Linked DNA regions of Homo sapiens: regions 1 and 3 are each linked to region 2. The links are chromatin loops, found by intact Hi-C in ENCODE. Cell type or tissue: GM12878. All regions are shown on one strand. Links, peaks and the distances in the headings refer to the core of each region. The heading gives the core; the rest is flanking DNA. Region 1 overlaps SLC7A14-AS1 (SLC7A14 antisense RNA 1). Region 2 overlaps GPR160 (G protein-coupled receptor 160). Region 3 overlaps LRRC31 (leucine rich repeat containing 31).

The links. Hi-C counts contacts between places; a loop is a spot of excess contacts. Peaks named below come from ENCODE experiments on the same cell type or tissue, not always from the same donor. Only the 100,000 strongest peaks of a DNase experiment are listed, where the experiment ranks them.
Region 1: a loop joins it to region 2, with 8 times the contacts of the local background. A loop is called at or near these places in 1 of 110 quality-filtered maps.
Region 3: it touches region 2 in a loop (2.8-fold over the local background); 1 of 110 quality-filtered maps calls a loop at or near these places.

Annotation. Positions count from the first base shown.
Region 1 is chr3:170,629,664-170,635,634 of GRCh38, forward strand. The region is part of intron 2 of SLC7A14-AS1 (SLC7A14 antisense RNA 1); the gene reads left to right. Among named protein-coding and RNA genes, the nearest start is that of SLC7A14, 47 kb to the left of the region's middle. RefSeq lists enhancers at 3,341-3,390, 3,451-3,530, 4,852-5,061. In GM12878, for the core only: no CTCF peak of the experiment used is centred there; DNase peaks (open chromatin) are centred at 3,298 and 5,138.
Region 2 is chr3:170,051,720-170,057,690 of GRCh38, forward strand. All of the region lies in intron 2 of GPR160 (G protein-coupled receptor 160), which reads left to right. It overlaps LOC124909455 (a long non-coding RNA gene), which reads right to left. Exons shown (of 3, transcript XR_007096156.1): 2 at 5,934-5,971. It also overlaps the pseudogene RNU4-38P. Among named protein-coding and RNA genes, the nearest start is that of GPR160, 17 kb to the left of the region's middle. RefSeq lists enhancers at 3,342-3,481, 3,812-3,871, 3,902-3,951, 4,092-4,591, 5,403-5,622. In GM12878, for the core only: a CTCF peak has its summit at 2,696 (motif pointing left); DNase peaks (open chromatin) are centred at 3,672 and 5,162; H3K4me3 peaks cover 1,524 bases; H3K27ac peaks cover 3,458 bases.
Region 3 is chr3:169,844,374-169,850,344 of GRCh38, forward strand. LRRC31 (leucine rich repeat containing 31) reads right to left here. Exons shown (of 9, transcript NM_024727.4): 8 at 3,747-3,914. Among named protein-coding and RNA genes, the nearest start is that of LRRC31, 23 kb to the right of the region's middle. RefSeq lists a silencer at 2,789-2,946. In GM12878, for the core only: no CTCF peak of the experiment used is centred there; a DNase peak (open chromatin) is centred at 2,558; H3K4me3 peaks cover 429 bases; H3K27ac peaks cover 1,032 bases; H3K27me3 peaks cover 207 bases.

The DNA of each region.
Region 1 (5,971 bases), core at 357-5,356, 580 kb after region 2:
TCGTTGGTGTTGCTGCACGAGAAGAGACCTTGGCTGGAATCTGAGTGGTGGCAGTGGAAGTGGAGACTAATCACGGGTATGGGGGCTGGAGCTGCTGGCTGAAAGGACTGTGAAGAATGAGAGAAAAGCAAGTTGCCAATCATGACTCCCAGGTTTCCAGGCAAGCTCCACATTTAGAAGTGAGAGGCAGGAAGGCAAGAGGTCTCTCCTGGATATTTAAGTTGGAGATGCCTTGTGGGACATCCGAATGGAACTATCCGCGTGGCAGTGAGATATAGGAGTCTCAGGTCGATATTATCAGCCTGGCAATATTCAAAGCCCGAGGACTGGATGAGACTCAAGGAGAGTGTGTAGTTGGGGAAAAGAAGGAGCCCAGGACTGAGTCAGTAACTTCTCAGAGATGTGCAATCATGACCAGAAGTAAATCCCCAACTGGTGGAAAGTCAAGCTCTCTGATGATTTGTAGTGTATGTTTTTACTATTAAATAATCCCTCAGTGGTCAGAGAAACTATCCAGAGAAATTATTTTCTTTCAGGTCTTTCAGTTTCTCTCTGCCTACCTCTCCTAGTTCTGGTATCACCTAACCCTTAGGGATCCTCCTACAGGGAAAGAGGGGGAAATGTGGGTAAGGTTTTTCATGCTCTGTGACCATGTAGGCTGTCACCTTAAGTGGTTCTTTGATCAAGGGAAACCCATCAGGTCTCAGTCAATCCAAGAGATGATATGTTTGCTTTGGAAAAGAAAGCGATCTAACATTTAAAATCTCTCCAACTGGAAAATGAAATGGAATATTTCCAGGCTTCCAAGCATGCATATGCCCAGAAATACCCTACTAATGCTGCACTTTCCTCTACTCTGAAGAAATTAGATAGACTTATTTCCCAGGATTACGTTTAGTTTGAGACACTGCATCTGTAAAGGCTCAGTTCATGCTATATTGTGAATGACCATAAAAAAGGCAGGAGGCCCTGTAAATTAGGGTTACAGGTTTTGTATTGGCATAGGAAACCCAAATTCTACATTTAAGCCACCGCCTCCTCATGGCCAAATAACAACAGACTGAAATATGTGTTAAATAATGGATAAAGCTTGCTCTTCTGTAAAGATTGATTTTAAGGACAAGAACTAGAGGATGCTATGAATTCAGTGGGAAAAGACACTGTTTAATCTTTTCTGAAAAATATCTGATGAGACAAACACACGTTATTTTCTGATTATGCCTCCTCTCCGTCTGACATTTTGTGCCTGATTTATGTAAAGAAGTGTTTCAATGCACTGTTTGTGATTTCAGTGAATTGAGGCAAAAACTCTTTTTCCTAGAATGTCAAGATTCATAGATTTTTGGGTCAGAAAGAGCTTTTGAGAGAATTCAGGCCATCTCTCTTATTTTCTGAAAATGAAAAGAGAGAGATAAAGGACCTGGCCAAAATTAACACTGTGATTAGAGAGATAGGCCTGCCATCCAGAACTCATGCATGATTGACAACACTGCTTTTCCCACAATTTGAATTCAAACCCATAGAAAACTGCTACTGAAACAATGAAGTAGAATTTCAGTTTTTTGGTTAACTGTTCATTTTTTACAAGGTTGAACTTTATTCTAAAAAAACTAATCGTATTAAAAATGTTGGGGGTCCAGAAACAGTAGCTTATGCCTGTAATGCCAGCACTTTGGGAGGCTAAGATATGAGGGTTGCTTTAGGCCAGGAGTTCAAGACCAGCCTTGGCAACTTAAAGAAACCTTGTCTCTACAAAAATAATAATAATAAAAATTTTTTGGAACATAAGAAAAAGAAAAAAATCACATGCATGCAATCACTGTTAGCATTTTAATGTATTTCCTTCTAGATTTTCTTTTCTGGGCATATTTAAACATGATGATTATTTAGTGTATACTTAATTTCATGTTTTCCGTTAATATAAGCATTTCTAATGGATGCAGAATGTTCTTGCAAATGAATATGCTATAATTTATTGAATCTTTCTGTGGTTGTTGGGCATTTAGGATGATTCCAATTATTTGCTATTATACATAACAATGTTGTATGATATATAAACATCTTATGACATATAGCTTTTTCGATAGATTATACCCTTAATATGGAACTTCAGAAATAGAATTAGAGAGTCATGGATTTTACTACTAAAATTGCCACAGAGTCAGCCCAGTTCAATATATCTTCTGCCAAAGCAAGCACTACAACATTAAATATTAACATTAAAAATATGTGCCAGTTTCCTCATTGAAAATGGCACTTGTTTGAGTTCTTGTTTCTTTTAGGGCTGAGTTCACTCTTTCTACCTTAACCATTTTAGCTTTTTAAATTGCTTATCATTCCCTGAACACAACAGCCTAGTCCATAGATCTTGTTTACAGTTCTCTCTTGCTAAAATTGGAACCCTTTGTGGATGAGGTTTGTGTTCTACTAATCTACATATTTTCAGGATCTTGTGTGGTACTTGGCACAGAGTGGGTGCTTAATAAGTATTTAACAAATGAATGAATAAATGAACGAGTAAATAAAGTTGAACATTCCCCCCATGTTTGTTTAGTAACTGTGATTTCTTTCTTTATTTTATTTTATTTTTTTCAAGACAGAGTCTCACTCTGTCGCCCAGGCCAGGCTGGAGTGCAGCAGCGCAATCTCGGCTCACTGCAACCTCTGCCTCCTGGATTCAAGTGATTCTCTTGTGTCAGCCTCCTGAGTAGCTGGGATTACAGGTGTGCACCACCACTCCTGGCTAATTTTTGTATTTTTAGCAGAGACAGCGTTTCACCGTGTTGGCCAGGCTGGTCTCAAACATCTGACCTCAGGTGATCCGTGCGCCTCAGCCTCCCAAAGCGCTGGGATTACAGGCATGAGCCACCACGCTGGGCAGTAACTGTGATTTCTGGATGCATCATTTGGTTTATGTCCTTTGTCCATCTACTTGTTGGTATCAGATTTTTATTAGTTTTTATTAGTGTTTGAAAATAAGAGGATATTTACACTTCACTTGTCACATTTGGGTTAATAATTCTTTCTAGTCTATGGTTTGCTTATTATTTTCTGTGGGTCTGATATTAAAGGGGAAAAATAAAGGGCAGAAGTTAGGCTAATAAAAGTGTCATCTAGTGCATTTTCTCTACCTCAGAAGGTGGGGAACAATGAAAGTGCTCGTGCAGAGAGAAATGAGTTCTGTGAAAATTAGACAATTTGGTTACTCTATTTAAACAGACCACATGGGGTTGTTCATGTGAAAACAAATGTGTTGACCACATTTCAGGCCCTCTGAAGCTGAAAATGTCAACCAACCCCTGTGTGCAGAGAAAAAGAAATTCCACTCATCCGTACAGAGAGGTTGGTTTCAATTAAAAACCACACCGAGTGTGGCTGAGTAATTTCTTAATGTATTCCATTTGTAAATGAGAAGTGAAAAACACTCATTAGTAATTCTTGAATCCTTGGTGAATCAGCAATGTCCGCAGAAAACAAACATATACCACTCTGCTTACATTGAAAGGAGAACAAAGACACACCTTTTTTTCCTTTGTCTTTCAGAAATGCTTTTCATGTTTTAAAAAAATATATAAAAAATGGTATCATCACGTTGTCCCTCTGGGTCTGTTGTTGCATTTGCAAATTTTAATACTTTTCTGGTTAATATTTTATAAAGTGGATGCACTCATAAAATAGAAGTTGTCAGGAGCCTTCGGGATAATATCAGCCCCCTCTGGTCACCTAGGGTGAAAGCTGAAGCCACATGGCTGGAAATAAAGAAGTTCCATTTCCCAAAATTTGGGGACTTATTCTCTGGCAGGAGATTCACAGGCAAAAAGCCAAAACCAAAGCCCCCAAACAACCATTTTCCCTGCTGGAAAAAAGCTTCTCGAGGCTAGGGATTCATAATGGACACATCAACGTGCCCCCAGAACAGGTCCAGCACCGAGGAGGTGGTTCTGAACACACGTTAGAAAGAATAAACCACTGGGGCAGCCCGGTCATGAACTGTGAGCTGGATATTTCCCATGTGTGCCCCTAGATCCACTCTCCACCCTCAACCTGCTGCTCTCTGCCCTAGGCTGACCCCATAGGCCACTTCAATGGGATACCTTGACCTCTGGCTTATCAGGTAACTTCAGCCTATGAGGCGCCCCAGAGGAGTTTGGAGGGAAGAAGCAGATGAGGCTGGGGTGTTTATTCTTTTGACTTCTCCCCTGTGGAATGGCCTCCAGTGGGGCTTTCTGGAGGTCACAGCTCCACACCTCCTGCCAAGTAGACCCTCTCCTAGTGATCCTCCCTTACCTGGTTCTTGTAACACTCTGACCTTCATCCTAGGAGTACTGTGCTATCCCATACTCTGCCTACACCTTCATAAATGTCCCTTTATTATGCTGTCCTTGAATTGCCCTAATTTCAATGTGCCATCTATTTTTTTTCTGGGACATGACCAATACAGACATTGATAGACATATTCATGTTGGTTTAATGGCTGCGTCCTAAAATTCAACCTGCAATCTGCTCAACAAGCTGTGTACCCCAGAGGTTGAGGTGCCTTTTCCTAATGCTTACCCAGGAGAGATTAGGCTGGTGCCTTGGGCTGAATGTATGTATATGAGCCTCAACTTTAAACTAAGTTGAAAAGAACTAAGTTAAAAAAAAATTCTGAGGGGCCAGGTGCGGTGGCTCGTTCTTGTAATCCCAGCACTTTGGGAGGCCAAGGTGGGCAGATCGTGAGGTCAGGAGTTTGAGACCAGCCTGGCCAGCATGGTGAAACCCGTCTCTACTAAAAATACGAAAATTAGCTGGGTGTGGTGGTGGGTGCCTGTAATCCCAGCCACTTGGGAGGCTGAGGCAGGAGAATCTCTTGAATCCGGGAGGTGGAGGTTGCAGTGAGCTGAGACTGCGCCATTGCACTACAGCCTGGGTGACAGAGCGAGACTCCACCTCAAAAAAAGAAAAAAAAAGGAAAAAAAATATCTCAGAGATTCATTTTCTCTTCTTTGCCCCTTCTGTGAGTTGTGGCTTTTGCTTGCAGCCTGAGCAAGTCATCTCTATCCAAGCTGCAGCCACAGAAGCAGAAACAAAGGGGACTCCAATTGGTCTCCAAGGACTGACTACTTTGGCTGATCCTACAGAAGCAGAAAGACCACAAACCAAAGACAACAGTCCCTCTGGTCATTTGGTGATTTGTGGCTGTTTTTACCTGTTCTTTTGGTTGTGTTTTCATGCAGATCTGCCCTCTTCAACTCACTGGAGCGTTGTGTGATACAGGACCAGCTGCATGTCTGCAGAACCTGTTTTCATTTCTGTCTTTAGCATAGATGATAGAAATGACTCTAAAGGACAAAGTATACCTCAATGCAATAAAACCATCTGCCCTATCTAATTTCCCCTCCCTTCAGGGATGTGAGACCCAGTCTTGTGGGGTGTGTTTAGAGTCTCAGCTTCTTTATTGTTCAAATTTCCTTGCCAACCATTGCTGGTGATTTTAACTGACTTCACAACTTCTGCCTCAGTACTCGGAATGCTCTCCAGTAAAGATACAGCAAATTGCACATGGAAAAGCAATGTGTCACTCCGTTCAATGTTTCTGTCTTCAATGACTGAGGGTGTGTTGCATATGGTGAATAAAGGAGACATTCATCTTTCCTCATCCACATAAAGGAATTGGCAGTTAACTGGGTTACTAGACCAGGCTAAGGCCTCTAAATCTGACTTGATTGTTCAGTTCACATATTGCTTCCCATTTTTCTCTTCCCTGTGCATTCAGAAACCCATCTAATCCTGACTATTAAGCTCTTTGTACAGCGTGAGCTTTCCCCTATAATGCTAAACTCAAGCTGATTTTAGATGAGAATCCAACAGATCCTTTCAAGCAGCACTCAATTCAGTGAAATCTCCATCTGCAGACAGTCCTTGCTGCTGAAAGAGACTGGCTAGATTTGAGCAGCAATAATTACTTTCAAACGAATTTCCCATCTCCAGG
Region 2 (5,971 bases), core at 401-5,400:
GTCTCAAAAAATAAAAAAATAAAAAACAAATAAATAGTTTGAAAATATTTTCCCCAGACCCATGACTTTTTCCCTAATGGTGCCTTTTAAAGAAAAAAAAAGTTTTAAATTTTGATGAAGCCTAAGTTGTTGATTTCTTTTATGGTTTGTGTTTTTAATCTTATATCTAATAAGTACTTGCTGAACCTTATACAAGTCTTGTGGACATGTTTTGTTATGTTTTTGAGATGGAGTCTCACTCTGTCACCCAGGCTGGAGTGCAGTGGCGCATTCTCGGCTCACTGCAACCTCCACCTCCCAGGCTCCAGTGATTCCCCTGCCTCAGCCTCCTAAGTAGCTGGGATTACAGGTGCACGCCACCATGCTCAGCTAATTTTTGTATTTTTAGGAGAGACGTGGTTTCACCATGTCGACCAGGTTGATCTCGAACTCCTGACCTCAAGTGATCCGCCCACCTTGGCCTTCCAAAGTACTGGGATTATAGGCGTGAGCCTCTGCACTTGGCCGACCTGTTTTAATTACTCCTAGGTAAATATCTAGTAGTAGAAGTACTGGATCATAGGATAAGCCTATGTTGAAATGCCACACTATTTTCCAAGGGGATACACCATTTTACACCTCAAACAGCAGCGTATAGGAGTTCTCGTTACTCTACATCTTTTCCAATATTTGGTATTGTTGGTCTTTCTGATTTTAGTCATTCTGATGGATGTGAAATTGTATGTCATTGTCATTTTAATTAGCTTTATCCTGATAACTAATGATGTTGAGTACCTTTTTGTTTGCTATTGGCCATTTGTACATATTCTTTTTGGAGTGTCTTTTTAAGTATTTTGCCCATTTTTGTTTGAGTAGTTTGACTTTTTGTTATTCATTTGTAGGCACTCTTTATATATGTGGTCTGGTAGTCTGGGCACAAGTCTTTTGTTAGATAGATGTGTTGTAAGCATTTTCTCCCAGTCTGTAATTGCCTTTTCATTTTCTTATGATGAACAGAAGAATCTAATTTTAATGAGTTCACTTTATCAATTTTTTTTCTATTTGGTGCTTTTTGTGTTTTGCTTGAGAATTCTTTACTCTAAGGTTGCAAACATATTCTCCTTTGTTTTCCTTGTAGAGTCTTACCTTTTATAGCTATGCTTGTGATCTCTCCTGAGTTAATTTCTGTTAATGGTGTGAAGTGGAGTTAAGGTCCTTTTTTTTTCATACGGTTATCCAGTTAGTCCAGCACAGTGTGTTGAAAAGACTTTCCTTTCCTCCATTGAATTGCATTGGTACTTTCTTATAAATCAAGTGGACTGGTTTGAACTCTTAAGCTCATTGTCTTGAGTTCTATAATTTATAAGTCTTGAAATCAGGTAGTGTAAGTCGTCCAACTTTGTTATTGGCTATTCTAACCCTTTGTATTTTCATATATATTTTAGCATCAGCTTGTGAATATCTTTAAAAAAGAAAAAGGCCTGGTTGGATTTTGATCAGAACTACATTGAATCAACTAATCTGGGGAGGATTGACATGTTAATAATATTAATCTTCTTATCCATGAACATGGCATATCTCTGTTAAGGTCTTTAGGTTTTTTTGGCAGTGTTTTGTAGCTTTTAGCATTGACATTTTATAAATATTTATACAAATTTATTCTTATTTTATGTTTTTGAGTCTATTGGAAATGATATATTTTCCTTCATTTTTGAATTTTGTTGCTATATATAGCAATGTGGTTTTAAAAATTGACCTGTGATCTTAACTAAATTCATTTATTAATTCCAGTAGATTTTTTGTAAGTACCTTAGGATTATCAATATACATAAATGCCATCTACAAATAGTTTTATCTTATCCTTTCTAGTCTGTATGCCTTTCTTTTATTTTCTCGCCTTACTGAATGGGCTAGGATATCCTAAAATGTTGAGTAGATGTAGTAAGGACAGATATCCTTACCTTGTTTCCAATTTTAGGGGTAAAGTGGTCAGTCTTTCACACTTAAGTATAATGATAGCTATAGATTTTTCATAGATGTTCCTTATCAGGTTGAGGAAACCATCAGTTTCCTACTTTGCTGAGAGGTTTTTATCATGAATGGTTGTTGAATTTTTTCCAAAGATTTTTCTGCATCTCTCAAGATGGTCATATGCTTGTTTTCTGTATTCAGTAATGTGAATATATTTATTTTTCATCTGTTGGCACTTTCTCTTCACCTCAAATTAGGGAAAAGACCACAGTTACCCATTTTGGTTTTTTGTTTTTTTTTTTAATTACTCAGCTTTAACACTTGAATATCTTGGCATTTGTGCATGGAATATTAGTTCAGGAACATGATTTAGACAATTTGAATCAGACAATTTCCATAAAATATTTTATAAACTAAAAAGCAGCGTTTGTGTGTGTGTGTGTGTATGTGTGTGTAGAGTTATTTGGCTTGAGAGCCCTGCCTGCCCAACAAACTTATCTTAAACTCTCATCATTATTAGTCTCATGCTTAAAAAAAAAAAAGTATCATTTAAGTGAAGACTTCAGGCAGTTGAGGGAGCAAGCTACATGAGTATAAGAAAGAAGACCATCCCAGGCAGAATGGTCTTCTGAAGCACAAGTTCAAAGGCCCTGAGGTCCCAGAGGTATCCAGAAAACTGTCTCTTCAAAATTGCTTTTGCCTGACATTGAAGCAGACAGCAGGGGCTAAGAAAACATCACCACCTTCTGGCAGAATAGAAGGACTGAGCTGCTCAGGTCAAATCATTATAGTAAAATATACCTAAAATTTACCATCTTAACCATTTTTAAGTGTACAGGTCAATGGCACTAAGTACATTCACATTGTTGAGCAACTGATACTGCTATCTACGCATCTTCAGAACTTTTTCATCCTGTGCTGAAAACCTGCACCCATTAAACAGTAACTCCTCATTCTTCCCTTCTCCTAGCTCCTGGCTACTGTTTACTTTTTGTCTATGAATTTGATTATTCTAGGTACCTCATATATATGGGATCATATGATATTTGTCATCTTCTGTCTGCTTATTCACTTAGTGTAATGTCTTACGGGTTCTTCCACCTTCAGCATGTATCAGAATTTCTTTTCTTTTTTTTTTTTTTGAGACGAAGTCTTGCTCTGTCACCCGGGGTGGAATGCAGTGGCCCGATCTTGGCTCACTGCAACCTCTGCCTCCCAAATTCAAGTGATTCTCCTGCCTCAGCCTCCCTAGTAGCTGGGATTACCGCCATCTGCTACCATGCCCAGCTACTTTTTGTATTTTTAGTAGAGACAGGGTTTCACCATGTTGGCCAGGCTGGTCTCGAACTCCTGACCACAGGTGACCCATCTGCCTTGGCCTCCCAAAGTATTGGGATTATAGGCATAAGCCACCGTGCCCGGCCAGGATTTCATTTCCTTTTAAGACTGAATAATATTCTACTGTATGGATATAAAGTCGTTCTTAGGAGATGTGTATGTTATATTTCTGAATCCTGAGAATGGAAACAAAACAGGTAGAATGGTAGTGGGGCAAGCTGGCGTAGGTCTGGGATACTGTTACCAAAGACTTATAGGAGAACTGGACCCCGGCTGATTGGGTCCTGACATCACACCTGACAATGTGATGGTGAAAAAAGGATCTCCCTTAGGTGGTTGTTCTGGTTCAGTTTCTCAGCAATGATGAATAACCGTGGTTTCAGAAACCATGAACAACTAAGCATGAAGAATGTCATAACCTCTCTGGTGGTTGAGTCATACAAGGAGCCACATTCAGAAGCCCGGGATGGAGAGTGGGGTCTCAGGGACTATTGAGCACAGATTTCTGATTGCTACTTTCCAGATCATTGTATGCTTAGGCCGTTTATTTTGATGAAGAAAGCAAGACTAAAGGACATGATAATCATTGAGAACCAGGAGGCAATCTCTAGTTCAGATGTTCTTTTAAAAACTTTTTTTTTTTTTGAGACGGAGTCTCGCTCTGTCCCCCAGGCTGGAGTGCAGTGGCGCGATCCCGGCTCACTGTAAGCTCCGCCTCCCGGGTTCACGCCATTCTCCTGCCTCAGCCTCCTGAGTAGCTGGGACTGCAGGTGTCTGCCACAACGCCTGTCTAATTTTTTGTATTTTTAGTAGAGGCGGGGTTTCACCGTGTTAGCCAGGATGGTCTCGATCTCCTCACTTCGTGATCCGCCCATCTCGGCCTCCCAAAGTGCTGGGATTACAGGCGTGAGCCACTGCGCCCGGCCTTAAAAACTCTTTTTAAACCTCTTCTGTGAGCATGTTTGCTAAGCGGTCAGCCCATAAGTATCTGAACAACTGTTCTTATAATCCTTTGTTGCTCTTATTAATCCCATTCCTATATTGTTGATTTTTTTTAAGATATATTTTCTATTTGTTGATGTTGTTCTTAAAACTCAGTACCTGAATGACTAGTACAAGGTATGCAACTCCTTTCTCTTTAATTCTGAACCTTATACTTGTATTACTTATCTGTTCCCACCAAAATGATGACGAGGTGAATATATGTGTAGAATTTGCAGTCAATAAAATACAGTCACATTGTAAGGGAAGTTTATGTGAAAATATACATCACCAGAATACTAATTTACAAGCAAACATAAGGCATTGAGTAAAAATTCATGGTAGCTTTATAGAAAAATGAATTGTGTCAGTGTAACCTGATTTGTTTTCAAGAACATTTTACGGATCTGGAGGAAGCAGGGGACATAATCTTAACTTTCTCATGCTATTGATTTCATTATGAATGACATAATCAATAACAGCCCGGGGAAACAGGTTAGCTCACATGATACCACAGTTAGACGGTGGGAAGGTAACACAGAGACATTATCAAGGATATGGTTCCAGTGTGGGATAAGTCATCATTTAACCTTTTAGAGGTCAGTCTGGGAACCATTCTGTTTAATCAGTTTTAATCCATAACTGGTGGCATATTAGTGTATATGTTTGTATGCGAGAAATACTAGAAACAGAAGTCAAAATAACCTGCATTAATGGGGTACCGTATTTATAAAATACTGGACAGAATCACGTGAAGGCTAATTAATTTTGTAAGTAAGAGGTTCAAATTGGAGAATGATTGGCACTGTGCCTATTTTTGGCAGAAAAAGCCTATGGGCCATGGTGAATCACAAGGTAGTTGAACCATCACAGTAACTATAATGTGGGTATATGCAGAATACCACATTTCATACATCAGTGCTCTAGTTAATACTTGTATGAGACTGAAAGTAGGCAAATGATACAGTGAAGTCATTTCATAACTGGCAATACCAAGACTTCTCAGAACTATGTTTAGCTTGAGTGCATACTATGTAAAGAGGGTCTTACAAAATGTATACCGGAGCCACAGGAGAGCAAAACAATTATTTAAGTGATGACATCTGGTCAAGATGGCACAGGAGTTCAGGCTCCAAACACCTAGCAAAGGTAGTTATAATATAAAAAGGGTAACCAAATAAGTATAGTTGGGCTATAGTCATTCTAGTTACCTAGAATGTAAGTTGAAATACAAAGGGGTAAGCAGGCTCAAGCTGCAGGCCTCTCCAGCAGGGGCAACCAGAAACTCAGGTTTTTTAGAATAAGGGGATATAGCTTTGTGCAGTGGCCATTTCATAGCCAGTGAAGTTTATCTGAGGCACTTGCTAATTGAAAACTTTTCTCAATACCCTGCCATGATGAAATATGGTTGGCACTGGCAATTTTTGAGACTCTATGGAGACTGAACTTAACATTAAAAACAAATTAAAAAATGAAAAGATAGGGATGTAAAAGTATCCACATGAGCTGATACCAAGGAGTTGGAGCCAGGCTCCAGGGAATGTAAATTGGGAGAATAACTAAGTTTCTTCCATACCTCTAAGAAACATTGGCAACACTGAAATCAGAGACTGCAGTGCCCTCCCTCCCAAACCTAAGAAGGAAGGCTGGAAAAGATGGCTTACCTGGAAGGAATGGGCTTCTGGAAGTTTCAGAGACAAAG
Region 3 (5,971 bases), core at 574-5,573, 210 kb before region 2:
GATGCAGAAAAATATAATTTGACAAAATTCGTTATAAGAACTCTTAGCAAATTAGGATTCCTTAACCTGATAAAGGGTAGCTACAAAAAAACCTATAGCTAACATCATACTTAATGGTGAAAAATGGAATGCTTTTCCCCTTAGCTTAGGGGACTAAGACTGGAAGCAAGGCAAGAATGCTCTCATCTCATTCAACATCTATTGGAAATCTAGCCAGCTAAATAACCAAGAAAAAGAAAGAAAAGATACACAGAGATAAAGAAATAAATCTGTCTCTAGGCCGGGCACAGTGGCTCACGCCTGTAATCCCAGCACTTTGGGAGGCTGAGGCAGGCAGATCACGAGGTCAGGAGATCGAGACTATCCTGACCAACATGGTGAAACCCCGTCTGTATTAAAAACACAAAAACTAGCTGGGAGTGGTGGCACATGCCTGTAGTCCCAGCTACTCAGCAGGCTGAGGCAGGAGAATCGCTTGAACCCAGGAGTCGGAAGTTGTGGTGAGCCGAGATCATGCCACTGCACTCCAGCCTGGTGACAGAATGAGACTCCATCTCAAAAAAAAAAAAAAAAAACAAAACAAAACCTGTCTCTAATCATAGATGATATGATTATCTATATAGAAAATCCTACAGGATCTACCAAAAATATCCTACAGCTAACAGATGAGTTTAGCAAGTTTGCAGTAAAATGTCAATATACAAAAATCAATTATATATCCACGTAACATTGGGAATCTAAAATTAAACAGTATCTTTTATAAGAGAACAAAAATTAAACACTCAGATATAAATTTAACAAAATATAAAAACTAGAAAACACCAGTGAAAGAAATCAAAGAGTACTTAAATACAGAGATAGACTGTGTTCATGGATTGGAATACTCAATATTGTTAAGATGTCATTTCTCCCTGAATTGATCTATAAATTCAATGTAATCCCAATAAAATTTCCAGATGGATTTTTAAAATAGATATTGACAATCTGATGCTAGCTTTAAATGGAAATGCTAAGTAACTAGAATAACCAAAACAATTTTGAAAAAGAAACAAAGAATACTTATACTACTTCATTTCAAGACTTACTATAAAGTTTCAGCAATCAAGACAGCGTGATATTGGTAAAATAAGAGACACAGAGATCAATAGAACAGAACTGAGAGACCAGAAGTAGGCCATCACAAATATGGCCAATTGATTTTTCACAAAAATATAAAGGCAAATCAATGGAGAATGGATAGTCTTTTCAGTTAATGGCACTCAAATAATTGGACAGTAATATGCAAAAATATTAACCTCTACCCATACCTCATACCTTATATAAAAATTAACTCAAAATAGGTAATAGGTCAAAATATAAAATGCAAATACAAAGCTTTAAGACAAAAATATGGAAAAAATCTTTGAGAACTTAGATTTGCAAAACGCTCTAAGATGCAACACAAAAAAACTCTATTCATCAAATTAACAAATTGATAAATCTTTATCAAAACTGAAAGCTTTGATCTGCAAAAAAACACTATCAAGAGAATGAAAAAGCCAGTGGGACAGACCCAGAGAAAATAATAGCAAATTATATTTCTGATAAAGGACTTACTTGTATTCAGAAAAATCTAAAAAACTCTCCAAACTCATCAATAAGAAAACAAACAATCCAATTTTTTAAATCAGGCAAAAGATTTAGAACAGACATTTCACCAAAGGAGCTAAGAAATGAAAATACACACATAAAAAGATGTTTGACATCATTGGTCATTAGGGAAATGCGAATTAAAATCACAATGTTTTGTCCCCATCTTCTAATTACAATCATTTTTGCTATAACACTTGTTTTGAAAACACAAGTTTATTTCAATGAGATTGAAATGTCAGGAAACAATCTGAGTATAATGCAAATTTCTTGTTTGCATTATGCACACAATTTGTCCACAGGAAACACTAGGTGAACATATAAAACTGTCCCCAGCTGAATTGAGCTGCATATAGAAATAAACAGCCTGGGCACGGTGGCTCACGCCTGTAATCCCAGCATTTTGGGAAGCCTAGGCGGGTGGATCACCTGAGGTCAGGTGTTTGAGACCAGCCTGGCCAACAGGGCGAAACCCCGTCTCTACCAAAAATACAAAAATTAGCCAGGCGTGGTGGCATGCCTCTAATCCCAGCTACTCAGGAGGCTGAGGCAGGAGAATCTGTTGAACATGGCAGGCGGAGGTTGCAGTGAGCCAAGATCATGCTACTTCATTCCAGCCTGGGTGACAGAGTGAAACTCTGTCTAAAAAAAAAAAGAAAGAAAATGCAGACATGCACACACCTCATGAGGACAACAACCCTCATCTCTCCACACACCCTCTTTCCACCAATGGAAGTGTGGACAGGCCACTTCTACAAACTTCAGGTCTTTCTCGGGAAAATGTAATATTTGCTCATTTCTTAACTATTTAATATGTAAAACTGTATTGCTATTTTTCATAGCTTCTGTTTTTTAAAATATGCCACTGATGAAGTGTTTGAGTGCGGTGCTTCCAACCGTAAGTCCTGTGGTTATTACTGAATAATTCTTGCATAACACATGATTTTTAGGCCCATGTGCCGTGTCATAGCAAAACTGACTAATATATACACTGAGAACACAGATACAACTACCTGGAGTGACTGTTCTGGCCCTTCATTGGGAGGCGCGCTCATTGCTTTGGAATTCCGGCTGAATAGTGATTGGAGTGTGGGGACAAGGCTAGATGGGAGCCAGAGAGAGTACTCTCTGATTCATTGTTTTATAATGGGAAAGTGGAAACATAGAATGAGTTTTTTATTTTGTTTTGTTTTGTTTTTTGAGAAGGAGTTTCGCCCCTGCTGCCCAGGCTGGAGTGCAGTGGCACGATCTCAGCTCACTGCAACCTCGGCCGCCCAGGTTCAAGTGATTCTCCTGCCTCAGCCTCCCGAGTAGCTGGGATTACAGGCATGTGCCACCATGTCCTGCTAATTTTGTATTTTTAGTAGAGATGGGGTTTCTTCATGTTGGTCAGGCTGGTCTTGAACTCCTGACCTCAAGTGATCCGCCAGCCTCGGCCTCCCAAAGCGTTGGGATTATAGGCGTGAGCCACCGTGCCCAGACACATAAAATGATTTTAGGGAATATTTGGGTAGCCTCAATCCCACAGTGCAAAAGTTATTCCTTATTCAATTATCTTTCCATCTTTCTAGACTGACATGGAAAAAGGGTCAGATTGTTACTACAGTATGCCTTTAACCCTCTCATCTTTTTCTAATAGAGAGGAGCCTCTAATCAAAGCCATCAGCAGTCTAGTATCTGTGAGAAGTGATACCTGTATTTCAGTTACAGTGATAATCAGTTTCCTGTTTAAATAAAAGCATTTAAATTAAAGAGTCAATTTAAAGGAAAAGTTAAGCAATAGTGCTGGAACCATGTGGATGGGTGAGATGTAGATGACTGAAGTGGGAACACTCACGGACCGCGGAGGTGTGGAACAGAGCTGTTTGCCTTTCAGGAACCTCCCCACCTATCTATATCCATATCCTTTTAGGAAATGCCTTCCACTGTCATGTGGTTTTAGAATTGCCTTCGCTCATTTTAATTAGACCTCTCGGCAGATGTTGGTGAGAAGGGAATCTGCACAGAGGGCTTCACCCCAGGTCTGGTACCTCCCCCACCTCCCCACCTGGTGCTTTGCAGGGGCCGCACCCACTGCTCTGTTTGCCAAGACCGCTTGGGAACAAGTAGATACACACCCAGGAGAGCCACATCCTCTGTCACCAGGGAACAGCTGCTCAGCCTCAGCACTTGAAGAGACATGGAAAGCTTTAGTGTTTCCAGAAGCAGCTTCAAGTTGCCACCAACACACTTGTTCCAAGAAAGGTTGAATACTTCCAGAGCAGAGAGGTGAACAGAGGCTTCAGCTAAAAGTGATAACAATACGAACAGCAGTAATTTAGGATTTCTTACAGATCATAGGCTTTGGATTTGAGGAAACTGGTCTAGGACAACACATGAATATAACTGGGGTTGAGAAAGTTGTAGAGACCATTTTCTTCTGCCTTAAATTTATGGCCTCAATTTATGTTGTCTGTTTTTTGTTTTTTGTTTTGAGACAGAGCCTTGCTCTGTCACCAGGCTGGAGTGCAGTGGCGCGATCTTGGCTCACTGCAACCTCCGCCTCCCGGGTTCAAGTGATTCCCCTGCCTCAGCCTCTCGAGCAGCTGGGGCTACATGTGCGTGCCACCACACCCAGCTAATTATTTTTGTATTTTAATAGAGACGCTGTTTCACCATGTTGCCCAGGATGGTCTCGATCTCCTGACTCAGGATCCGCCAGCCTTGGCCTCCCGAAGTACTGGGATTACAGGCGTGAACCACCGCGCCCAGCCTGTTGTCTGTTTTTATTTGGGGAAATATTGGAAACTTTAGCAATGCAAAACTTGATAAATTGGAATTCACTGTCCAACTGGGGTTTCTTTCCTTCACTTCACATGTAGGAAGGAGAAAGAGGCAAAGTGCTTGGACAGCTAGTCAAGATTTCCAGAATGTGTCCTGGTTGGTACATATTTCACTGCACAGTCACTGCTGAGATTCAGATGGGGGCAAGCCTCCCTCAGAGTCTGAAATACCAAAACTTATTTGTATTTACTTCACGCAATTACTGCAGGCAAGGAAAGTAACTAATGTATTTTGGAAAGATTTTTAAAGAAAAGTAAAAGATTTTCTGCTTAATTCTCAGTTGCCCCCAATGTTAAAATTAACCAGAATATCTTATTCCCAAGTTAATTGCACTTTAATCTATTCTGCCTTCCTTCTAGAAAATAATGTGTTCAAGGGGAAAATATATATCCTTTTATAATATCTAGTAAGAAAATCCTTACAGAGATCTACATTAAGGAGAAATGGAACTTTTTCTTCTAAAAGTGATGTAGGGAAATATATATTTGCTTCATTTACTTAATTCAAATTGAATGGTAGATTTATGTCAGATGATATAATTTAGTGTGATACCTAGTTGATCATGATTCATTGATTGTGCAGCTAGAATTAGAAACAGCTGTGCCTTCTAATGGCTGCAATTCCTTTAAAAAAAAAATATTTTCCCAGAATGGGCAACATGGTAAAACTCTATCTCTACCAAAAATACAAAAATTGGCCAGGTGTGGTGGCATGTTCCTATAGACCCAGAAGCTACTGAGGAGGCTGAGATGGCATAATCACTTGATCCCAGGAGTTCAAGGCTACAGTGAGCCATGATAGTGCCACTGCACTCCAGCCTGGGCAGCAGAGCAAGACCCTCCCAAAGTACTGGGATTACAGGTGTGAGCCACTGTGCCTGACCCAAGTCCACGGTTCTCTACTGGGGGTTAGTCATCTAGCTACCCTCCGCTCAGCATACACCAAAATTCCATCCTCACAAAAGAAAAGCTCATGTTCAGCATAAACCATGTTGTCTGTGCAAACAGGTTAGGCACAGTAAACCACCCTTCTCAGTTAGGAAATGGTATGAACACCCCCAGATTCCAAGTTCTGGGATATTAGCTAAGGGCCAGCCTTACTGGTTGATAGCAGGCCTTTACAGGGATAGCAGCATCAGGCCTGCTACGTTAACTCTTTTTTGCCCCCATACACGTGATTGGAGTTGCTGGATTTGGGTGCTTCCTGGATAATGCTAAAAACAGAGTCCTTCTCTCCAACCCTCTCACCAGTGTTTTTTATCAGTTGGCACTTCCTTAAAAATGAATTGTACTGTCCACCAGACAAGGGCTATTATTAATGAAATAAATGCATTAAATTCATAAAAATGAGTAATTATTATTATACATTAATAAAAATAAATGCATATTATTTACCCCCAAATTTGAAGAACTCTATATTTAGGGCATTCTTGCCCTCCTTTTCGGCCTGAGTATTTGGCTCAGCCTGAGTATTTTGCTCAGCTCGAGTATTTTGCTCAGCTCGCATAGACTTGGTCCTC